Linked DNA regions of Homo sapiens: region 1 is linked to region 2. Evidence: read pairs that join two places in POLR2A ChIA-PET (ENCODE). Cell type or tissue: GM12878. All regions are shown on one strand. Links, peaks and the distances in the headings refer to the core of each region. The heading gives the core; the rest is flanking DNA. Region 1 overlaps TOMM20L-DT (TOMM20L divergent transcript). Region 2 overlaps PSMA3-AS1 (PSMA3 antisense RNA 1).

Region 1 (5,384 bases), core at 107-5,106, 100 kb after region 2:
CAAAGGTTCTCTTTGCCCATACCAAGGGTTGAGGATGATGTGGAGGAACAGGAACTCTCATAGCCTGCTGGTGAGAGTGCAAAATTGTACAGCCACTTTGGAAAATGTTATGTTTTGTTTTTCTTTTGATTCAATTCAGGAAAGAGTTAATGCTTTGGAAAATTTTTGACAATTTCTTAAAAAGTTAAAGAAGTTACCCAGCTATTCCACTTCTAGGTACTTACCCAAGAAATGAAAGCATATGTCTACATATAGCAGCTTTATAAATCATGGCAAAAATTTGAAACAACCCAAATTTCCATCAGCAAGTGAATGGATAAGTAAATTATTGCATAGCCATACAATGGAATACAACTCACCAACAAAAAGGAACAAATTGATAACATAAGCAACAAAATAGATGAATCTCAAAATACTTATGCTGAGTGAAAGAAGTCAGACAAAAGTATACACTCTGGTTCCATGTATATAAAAATAGAAGATACAAACTAATGTATAGTAACAAAATAAATCAGTGGTTCCCTGGAAACTTGGAGTGGGGTATGTGGAGGGGGTGGAATGGAAGGGTAAGATTACAAAGGGGCCCGAGGAAAGCTTGGGGGTGGTGGATGTGGTTTCATAGGTGAATACATTATAGGAAAATTAATAAAAGTATGTACTTCTATAAAGAAATACCTGAAGGTAGGGGGCAAAAAAGTATATACTTCTAAATGTGTGCAGTTTGAACATTAGAGGAAAAAAACCTTCCAAAATACAAACAGCATAGGAGGCATGCAAACCCAAGGCCACTGTGTTTGGCTGCTACTGAGACTAGAACTCAAGTTTAATCAAGTTGGTGATTTTTTAGCCTGGTGAATACAATGAGAGATTTCTGCTTTTCTCCACCTAGGTATGTCATGGCCCTTTTGTGCTTCCTTCTTTGACTAGAAATCTTAAAATCTTCCCTTTAAATAGGTCAGGAAGTAGATAGGCCCGGTATATTACTTTTCAGTGTTACATATAAATGGAAATCCTATTTTTCACAATTTTCCTAAGTCAATTTATGTACCCCTTCTCCTTTAATATCTGAGCATTTCTCACATACCTTTTTGAAACACCGATGCTATTAAGTTGAAATTTTTACTGTAATGACTGAGGTAGTCATCACTCTTGGGTATGACCTTCATTTGTTGTTACTAGAGTTTAAACTCTTTCATATACCTTTAATATCCCAAGATTACTGTGTTATAGTTTTATTACTCTTTCTCTGATCCACTGTGTCTCCAGCATCCCCATCTGTTTTCTTCTCAAGGTTCCCTCCCTCCCTCATTGCCAGTAGCAAGTTTCATCTCCTTTTAGCCTTCTTTTGGGGCACTTCCTCAAACCTTTCATTTCACTTGGCCTCTGAAGGTGCTACTGAGTTCTATCTTCTTAGTACTAAAGACATAAATAAGAGATAAGGAAATTGCTGATTTCAAAACAGATTGGTCTCATGTCTAAAGACTAACTGCTGTTGTCTAGAACAGTCCTAATAAAAGGACTTTACATGGAGAAATCGGTGGTTCCTTTTTTTTCATTCACTGATTCATTCAATGAATACTGATAGAGTGCTTTCTATTTACCATATACTGCTCTGGCATAGTAGCATTTTAGCACAATGGACTCAATGTGACAACAATAATAGACTTCAAAAATAAACTGTAGTTCTTTGAGGAGATCAATAAAATTGATAAACCTGTATCCAGGCTGATCAGGAAATAAAGAGGAAGACATAAACTACCAGTATCAGGAATGAGGGTCGTGATCACTACATACTGTATCTATAGCTATTATAAAGATAAGGAGGCCAGGCATGATGGCTCGTGCCTGTTAATCCCACCACTTTGGGAGGCTGAGGCAGGCGGATCACCTGAGGTCAGGAGTTCGAGACCAGCCTGGTCAACCTGGCGAAACCCCATCTCTACTAAAAATACAAAAATTAGCTGTGCATGGTGGCATGTGCCTGTAGTCCCAGCTACTTGGGAGGCTGAGGCACAAGAATCACTTGAACCCTAGAGGTGGAGGTTGCAATGAGCTGAGATCGCCCCACTGCACTCCAGCCTGGGCAAGAGTGAGACTCTCTCAAAAAAAAAAAAAAAAAAAAAAAAAAAGGAATATCATGGACATCTTTATGCCAATATATTTGCCAACTTAGCTGAAATAGAAAAATTCCTTGAAAGACATGAATTATTGAGGCTCACTCCAGAAGTTGATAACCTGAATAGCCCTATATCTATAAAGAAATGGAATTGATGTTAAAAAAAACTCCCCACAAAATAACTCCAGATCCAGCTGGTTTCAGTAGTGAAGTCTACCAAACATTTAATGAAGGCATAATAGTGATTCAACTCCAAGTCTCCCAAAAAACTGAAGAAGATTTCTTCTAAATCACTCTACAAGACCAGCATTAGTATGACACTAAAACCAGACAAAGGCATTTCAAGAGAAGAAAACTAAAGACCAATATCTTTCACGAAAATACATGCAAACATTCTAAACAATATTTCAGTAAATAAAAGTCAACAACATATTAAAAGGATAATACAACATGGGCCAAGTGGGATTTATTTCAGGAATACATGATTGGTTTAATATTTTTTAAAAATCAGTGAGGCATAGTGGTTCACGCCTGTCATTCCAGCATTCTGGGAGGCTGAGGCAGGAGGATCACTTGAGCCCAGGAGTTCAGGGCCAGCCTGGGCAGCATAATGAGAGTGAGTCTCTACAAAAAAAATTTTTTAATTAGCCAGGTGTGGTGGTGCATGTCTGTGGTCCCAGCTACCTGGGAGCCTGAGGCAGGAGGAGTGCTTGAGCCCAGGAGTTCAAGGCTGCAGTGAGCTATGGTCATGCCACTACATTCCAGCCTGGGCAACAGAGTGAGACCCTGTCTCAAAAACAAAATAAAAATCAATGTAATTTACCATATTAAGTTAAAAAAGAAAAACCTTATGAGGCAGAAAAAAGCATTTGACAAAATCCATCTGTTCTCAATAAAAATTCTCAACAAAGCAAGCATAGAAGGGAACTTCTTCAACTGATAAAGGACACCTATGAAAAACCTATAGTTAACATCATATTTAATGATGAATGACTGAATGTTTTTCCTCAAGTTATTGATTGATTGATTGAGATGGAGTCTCACTCTGTTGCCCAGGCTGGAGGGCAGTGGTATGATCTCGGCTTACTGCAACCTCTGCCTCCCTGGTTCAAGTGATTCTCCTGCCTCAGCCTCCCAAGTAGCTGGGATTACAGGCACCTGCCACTACGCCCGGCTAATTTTTGTATTTTTTTTTTTTAGAAGAGATGGGGTTTCACCATGTTGGTCAGACTGGTCTCGAACTCCTAACCTCAAGTGATCTGCCCACCTTGGCCTCCCAAAGAGTTGAGATTACAGGCATGAGCTACCATGCCTGGCCTTCCTCAAGATTAGGAATGAGACACATATATACTCTACCTGCTGCTGCTTTTTTTTTTTTGCTTTTTTTCTTTCCCTGAGACAGGGTCTGACTCTGTTACCCAGGCTGGAGTGTAGTTGTTGGATCACAGCTCACTGCAGCCTCCATCTCCTGGGCTGATGCCATCCACCCACCTCAGCCTCCCAAGTACCTGTGAGTACACGCTCGCGCCACCATGCCTGGCTAATTTTTGTAGTTTTTATAGTTATAGGGTCCCACTATGTTGCCCAGCTGGGCTTGAACTCCTGTGCTCAAGTAATCCTCCCATCTTGGCCTCCCAAAGTGCTGAGACTACAGGCATGAGCCACCACACCTGGCCTCTCACCACTTCTTTTTTGTTGTTGTTGTTTTTGTTTTTTTTTTGTTTGTTTGTCTTTTTTGAGATGGCGTCTCGCTCTGTCGCCCAGACTGGAGTGCAGTAGTGCGATCTCGGCTCACTGCAAGCTCCGCCTCCCGGGTTCACGCCATTCTCCTGCTTCAGCCTCCCGAGTAGCTGGGACTACAGGCCCCCGCCACTAGGCCCGGCTAATTTTTTGTATTTTTAGTAGAGACGGGGTTTCACCGTGTTAGCCAGGATGGTCTCGATCTCCTGACCTCGTGGTCCGCCCACCTCAGCCTCCCAAAATGCTGGGATTACAGGCGTGAGCCACCGCACCCGGCCGGCCTCTCACCACTTCTATTCAACATTGTACTAGGAGTTCTAGCCAGAGCATTTAGGTAAGAAAAAGAAATCATATAGGTATCTAGACTGGTGAGTTTAGCAAGATTATGAGATGCAAGTTTAATATACAGAAATCATTTGGATTTCTATGCACTAGCAATAAAGACTGAATAATTGGAAATTTTAAAATACCGTTTACAGTAGCATAAAAATATGAAATATATTGGGATAAATCTGACAGGATGGGAAAGACCTCTATATTGAAAACTGCAAGATATTGCTGAGACAAAGACAGTCTTTATGAGGGACTATACCTTGTTCATGGGTCATAAAACAGTATTGTTGAGATTCTTTGCTCCTCAAATTCAGTGCAATCCCAATAAAAATACCAGCAGGCATCTTGTAGAAATTGACAAGCTAATTATAAAATTCATCTGGAAATACAAAGGACCTAGAGAAGCCGAAAAGAACTTTGAATAAGAACTAAGTTGAAGGCCTAGCATTACCTAATTTCAATAATTATTATCAAGCTATAGTAATCAAAAACAGGGTGGTACTGGAATAAGATGGACAAATAGATCAATAGAACTGAATAGCCAAAAATACGCTCTCATATGTATGGATAAGTGATTTTTGACAAAGGTGCCAAGGCAATATGGTGAAGATAAGACAGCCTTTTAAGGAAATGGTGCAGGGCGGACACAGTGGCTCACGCCTGTAATCCTAACACTTTGGGAGCCCAAGGCAGGCGGATTACTTGAGGTCAGGAGTCCAAAACCAGCCTGGCCGACATGGTGAAACCCCGTCTCTACTAAAAAAATTAAAAAATTAGCCGAGCGTGGTAGCGGGCACCTGTTATCACAGCTACTCAGGAGGCTGAGGCAGAAGAATCGCTTGAACCCAGGAGGCTGAGGTTGCAGCGAGCCGAGATCAGGCCATTGCACTCCAGCATGTGCAACAGAGCAAGACTCTGCCTCAAAAAGAAAAAGAGAGAGAAAGAGTGAGGGAAGGAAGAAAGGAAGGAGGGAGGGAGGGAGGAAGGGAAGGCAGGCAGGGAGGGAGGGAAACAGTTGGACATCCATATGCAAAAAATTAATTTGGATCCATACCTTGCAAGATATATGAAAACAAAGTGGATCACAACCTTAAATAGATCACAACATGGATCAGAAAACCTAAAACTATAAAACATCTAAAAGAAAATAGGAGAAAATATTTGTGACCTTTTGCCTAACTGGGTTAGGCAAAGA
Region 2 (5,384 bases), core at 277-5,276:
CCAAGTGATAGCAGTAAAAATTCAAGGCAAACATTTGGATGCCTACGATGTATCACATCACCAAGGAAGACTAAAATTTAAAAAGTTCAGATATAGTTCTTTCCCCAGTGAGAAAAGCAGATACTAAAAATCACTGGCAAGGTCTATTAAACGTGTATACAAGCTGGGCACAGTGGCTACCGCCTGTAATCCCAACACTTTGGGAGGCCGACGTGGGCAGATCACTTGTGGTCAGCAGTTTGAGACCAGCCTGGCCAACAGAGTGAAACCCCATCTCTGCTAAAAATATAAAAATTAGCCGGGCATGGTGGCAGGCGCCTGTAGTCCCAGCTACTTGGGAGGCTGAGGCAGTTGAATTGCTTGACCTTGGGAGGCAGAGGTTGCAGTGAGCCAAGATGGTGCTGCTGCACTCCAGTGTAGGTAACAGAGTGAGACCCTGCCTCAAAAAAAAAGTAAAAAAGAGATGTGTATACATATACTTGTATGTCTACACTGAACTATAAACATGTGCTTTGGGGAGGAGAGAACATAAATTCTGACAAATATGGAAGGGAATTTGGGAACATTTCCTGGACACCTAGTGGAAGACCCCTCCAATGAGTGAATTCAGGAGAAAAAGCTTATCAATAATTATGAGTAAAAAACTTCTGAGATTCCAGTAATTAAAACAAAGTAGATTATGTAAAAATATGAAGGACAGAATTTACATGATAGTGGGAATGCATGCAACAGACAACTTTCTCAAAGTGTGGTTCGAAGATCACCTAAGTCAGAATTCTACAGATTTGAACTCACTAGGTAGGAAGAGGGACCCAGGAATCTGTATTTTCAATAAGTATCTGAGGTAATTCTTATTAACACTCTAAAATTTGAGAATCACTGATTTGGAAACAGGTTACTAAAAGGAGAATAGGGTAAGAGAAAAGGTTACTTTTAAAGTGATGACACTTAGGGCAGGGTGTGATGGCTCACGCCTGTAATCCCAGCACTTTGGAAGGCCAAGATGGGTTGGTCACCTGAGGTCAGGAGTTCAAGACCAGCCTGGCCAACATGATGAAACCCCGTCTCTACTAAAAATATAAAAATTAGCCAGGCGTGATGGCAGGCGCCTGTAATCCCAGCTACTCAGGAGGCTGAGGCAGGAGAATCACTTGAACCTGGGAAGCGGAGGATGCAGTGAGCCGAGACCACGCCACTGCACTCCAGCCTGTGCAACAGAGCAAGACTCCAACTCAAAAAAAAAAAAGGAAGAGATGACATTTAGAAAGCAAAATGGGGGATGAAGCAGTAAGGGATGATGGGTGTCTAGGAAAACTTTTTTTCATGATTGTGTAAGGAATGTATGTCTCGGAAATAGCAGCATACATACACCTAGATGAAAAAAAGAGTGGGGGGTGGGGGGAAGGGGAGGGAAGAATCTGGCAGAAAATTTATAGGGATGGTTCCAAATATTTTAGAATTCAACATCAGCTCCCAAGGAAGACAACATACAGATGTTAAGAGAACATTTCCAACATGTGAGTGAACGAAGAGCCAGGGTGCCAATAAAGAAGAAATTCTGTAACTGTTCACTAATGGTCAGGGATTGAAAAGCATCTTTCATATTTTACTGACAGGTCAAAAAAGAGAAAATTAGCTCTGACTTAATGCAGACCAGGTCAATTTGGTCAAAGAGAATTTTATAGACGAGCTTTGGTTCCACCATTGCAAAACAATATTCCGTTACCAGCAGTATTAGTAGGATTCAGGATTACACTGAAAGCATATTCTACTCACACATTCTATTAACAACTAATTGGAATTTCATTTCATAGGATAAAAACTGACAGAAAATTCATCATTTATAACTAGGTGTTCTATTTACTATTTTAGCTGCAAAAGATTTTTAAAATGGTTTTACTGCAACTTCCCCCCAAAACATTTTCAACATTTAAAATGTAGCCCAGTTCTAATTACCATCTAACCTTTGACCTGTCTCTTCTATAAGTGAAGCAAATGTGTCTAAATACAGTTCTTACATATTTCTGGAATAAAAACCTACTAGAAATGAACATAGATCCTTCCTTCATAGGCAATATAATAATTCATTCACAACCTCAAACACATTTGACATGGAAAGCCTAAAGGCAAGCCACAAAGTAGGCAAGTCATACACTAAATAGTTCTGACAGCAAAAGGTTTCTCTTCCTTCCTGGCAACCCTCTCTTTCATGATAAGCAGCCAAATGAATCTTTCTGACAAATGACATCATATATAGACAAGACATGCCATTCTCCCCCACCACCCGCCCTAGATATCTGGACGGCTTCCAAACTGAATTTCAGGAGAAGCTAGCCTAGCATAAAATCCATTCTTTTCCCTAAATGGAAATCTGACAAAACAGGAAGTACACAGCAGCACAGAGAAGCAAGTTTTGTGTCTTAAGTATTTACTGGTAACAGACTAGTTCTTCGTGACTAATAAAATGCAGAACTTCAAATCTGAGAGGAAAACAGCAAGTCTGCCTTGGGTTACCATGGCCTCGGCAATTCTAAGGCCTTAAAAGCAGTATCACATGATACACAGAGGAATAAGAAACAAGAAGGTGGTGCTTTTTTTTTTTTTTTTTTGGTTATGTTCCTTCATACAAAAATTCCCCTCCCTGTCCCATCTGACCAAGATCTAGGCCACCAAAATTATACAAACACTGGAAGAAGCTTTATGATTGCATATATAGACTAAGAAACTAAGATTTTTTGAGAAACAGTAGGAATTCTGGTTTGATTTGAGGGAAATAATTGGGGATTTATTTTTATTTTTTTGCTTGCCATAGGATTTGAGGTAACCCTAAATGTAAATAAATACAAATCCCTAAGATCCCTAAGTGGGCTATTTGAACTGGCAGACTCAGTAACATATTAAACCTATCAAACACGCCAACAAAAAGAAAAAAAAAAAAAGAACATGATTTCATCCTCCATGCCTTTTTTCCCACTCAACCCACTGCTGTTAGGAATTTTTCAGGTAATGATTAATTTGTATCTAACGTCTAAGCTATTACACATAAGTGTAGTAGTATATCTAAGTGCCCAGCAAATGTTAAAGTACCAAATTTAAAACGTTATCTAGTTGATTCCTCACCCTGTCCAAAGAAGGTTGAGACAGACCTACAGTTAAGTCATGAAACCACTTCTGTGGATCACATCAGACTTTTTTTTTTTTTCTGAGATGGCATCTTGCTCTGTACCCAGGCTGGAGTGCAGTGGCATGATCTCGGCTCACTGCAACCTCCACATCCTGGGTTCAAGCGACTCTTCTGCCTCAGCCTCCCAAGTGGCTGGGACTACACATGCGCGCCACCACGCCTGGCTAACTTTTGTATTTTTAGTAGAGACAGAGTTTCACCATATTGGCCAGGTTGGTCTCAAACTTCTGACCTTATGATCCACCCGTCTTGGCCTCCCAAAATGCTGGGATTACAGGCGTGAGCCACCGCACCCAGCCCATCTGATTTTTTATACAAATGAACTACAGAAGAAAATATTGAATCACACGGTAGTACTTTTGTGTGTGGGCAGTATAGACATACATAAAACTGAAATGTCACCATAATGACATTAATGAAATGTCACCATAATGAAATTAATCAGTGTGGCTATTACTTGAAATATCTGTTTTACCAACCAATGAAAGCAATCAGAACTCTTGTTAAATAAAACAGTGAGATAGAGGGGGCATTAAAGTTTCTGTCAGAATTTGATTCTAGGAACATCAGCCAATTCCTCAAATGCTAAAATTATCAAGTAAATGTCTAAGACTTCTGATTCTCAGAGTTTGTTAAAAAAAAGTTAACCTTGCAAAGAACAGGTGGATATTAGAAGCTTAGAATTCTTGTTTTAAAAATACGGTGCTAGACTGCAACCCTAAAATATTAAGAGCTGTAAATACCTAGCCCAATGACCCTCATTCTCTAAAAGCAAAAGCAGTGATGTATCCCAGGTCACAGCCAATGAGTAATAGGCTTATGAGTAGAACACATAACATCCAGTTTTCAAATCCAGTGTTTCAGTATTAAAGTGCTTATTCAATCCAACGTCCTGTTGAATTATTGTAAAAATTCTGAGAATTCTGGAGCTAAGCACACACAATACTGCTTTAACTCCATGAAGGCCTATGAGCCTGATATTTTATCTCCCCAATTCCTGCCATTCTCATTTTGTCCAAATCATGATGCCACACCCTTAGCAATATCACAGCAAGCAAGGATCAAGTGTCCTCATGAAATATCTCATCCAGTTCCTATTCTTAGGCTATACCCAGTTTCACACCTAAAGGCATTATGGTATTGTGATTAAAAAAGAAAAATACTTGGAGGGTGACACTATGGGTTCAATAATTTATTGAGCCACGTGGCTTATCTATCCCACTACTGGCAGGTGACGAACCCTTAGCCCTGGATGAACTTTTCCCACATTTGTACCACTGATAATTATTAGGAAGATCTGTGAAAAATGAGGTAACAACAAGCAGAAAAACCATTCTCTGGTGGTTATTTAGAGATACAATCTTTTTTTAAAAAAGTGATTTCATTTTAAGTGACTGGCCAGGACATTCTTGAATGTACAAACACTGACAAAACACATTTTTACTGGCATGCATTTGTCCATTAAACATAACCTTTTAGCTTGTGATACCTTTTATAAATTTTCATTACACAAATGAATGCCTACTAAGTCCCAAGGCCTATGATAGGTTCTAAACCTACAAGGAAGAAAAAGGTACAGTTTTCTGCCTGTAAAGATTGCACAACACAGTAAGAGAGACATATGTAAATAAAAGGCTAAAGTGCAATACAAAAAGTGGTAAAGAATCATGTAAGAGGAAACATGAAATTCACATGATGATTACCTATATAGTTCTACCTATTGAACTATCAGAAAACTTCACTTAAAAGGTAGCATTTGAATACAAGGAGATGGGATAACAATCAAATTGGTGAGAACAGTATGAACATAAGTAAATGAGAAAACATATGGCTTGTACAAGAGAACCATGATAGTTCAATGTGACTGCAGCATATGATGCTTGAAGGGAAGTAGTAAAAAATAAGGTTGGAGAGAGGTGGATATGACCTTTAGTAGGGTCTCAGAATCAAGACAAGAGAGTCTAGATGCTTAATGTCTGTATATCAATGCAATAAATGTATACATTTAAAACTCACTTGGAATGATATGCACGTAAGAGTATTACATATGTTACCACCACCACCTCATACCCAAGTACTTCCTAGATACTTGGCACCATTCTAAACATTTTACATGTATTTACCATGTAATACTAATTCCAACCTTGTCAAGCCAGTTCTATTATTATCCCCATGTTACAGATGAGGCAAGGAGAATAAG

Evidence for each region. Peaks named below come from ENCODE experiments on the same cell type or tissue, not always from the same donor. Only the 100,000 strongest peaks of a DNase experiment are listed, where the experiment ranks them.
Region 1: POLR2A ChIA-PET joins it to region 2 with 6 read pairs; 17 of 35 experiments call an interaction of 5 or more read pairs at or near these places.

The regions. Positions count from the first base shown.
Region 1 is chr14:58,384,072-58,389,455 of GRCh38, forward strand. The region is part of intron 1 of TOMM20L-DT (TOMM20L divergent transcript); the gene reads right to left. Among named protein-coding and RNA genes, the nearest start is that of TOMM20L-DT, 8.9 kb to the right of the region's middle. In GM12878, for the core only: no CTCF peak of the experiment used is centred there; no DNase peak of the experiment used is centred there.
Region 2 is chr14:58,279,144-58,284,527 of GRCh38, forward strand. All of the region lies in intron 2 of PSMA3-AS1 (PSMA3 antisense RNA 1), which reads right to left. Among named protein-coding and RNA genes, the nearest start is that of LINC00216, 6.2 kb to the right of the region's middle. In GM12878, for the core only: no CTCF peak of the experiment used is centred there; DNase peaks (open chromatin) are centred at 2,197 and 2,474; H3K27ac peaks cover 930 bases.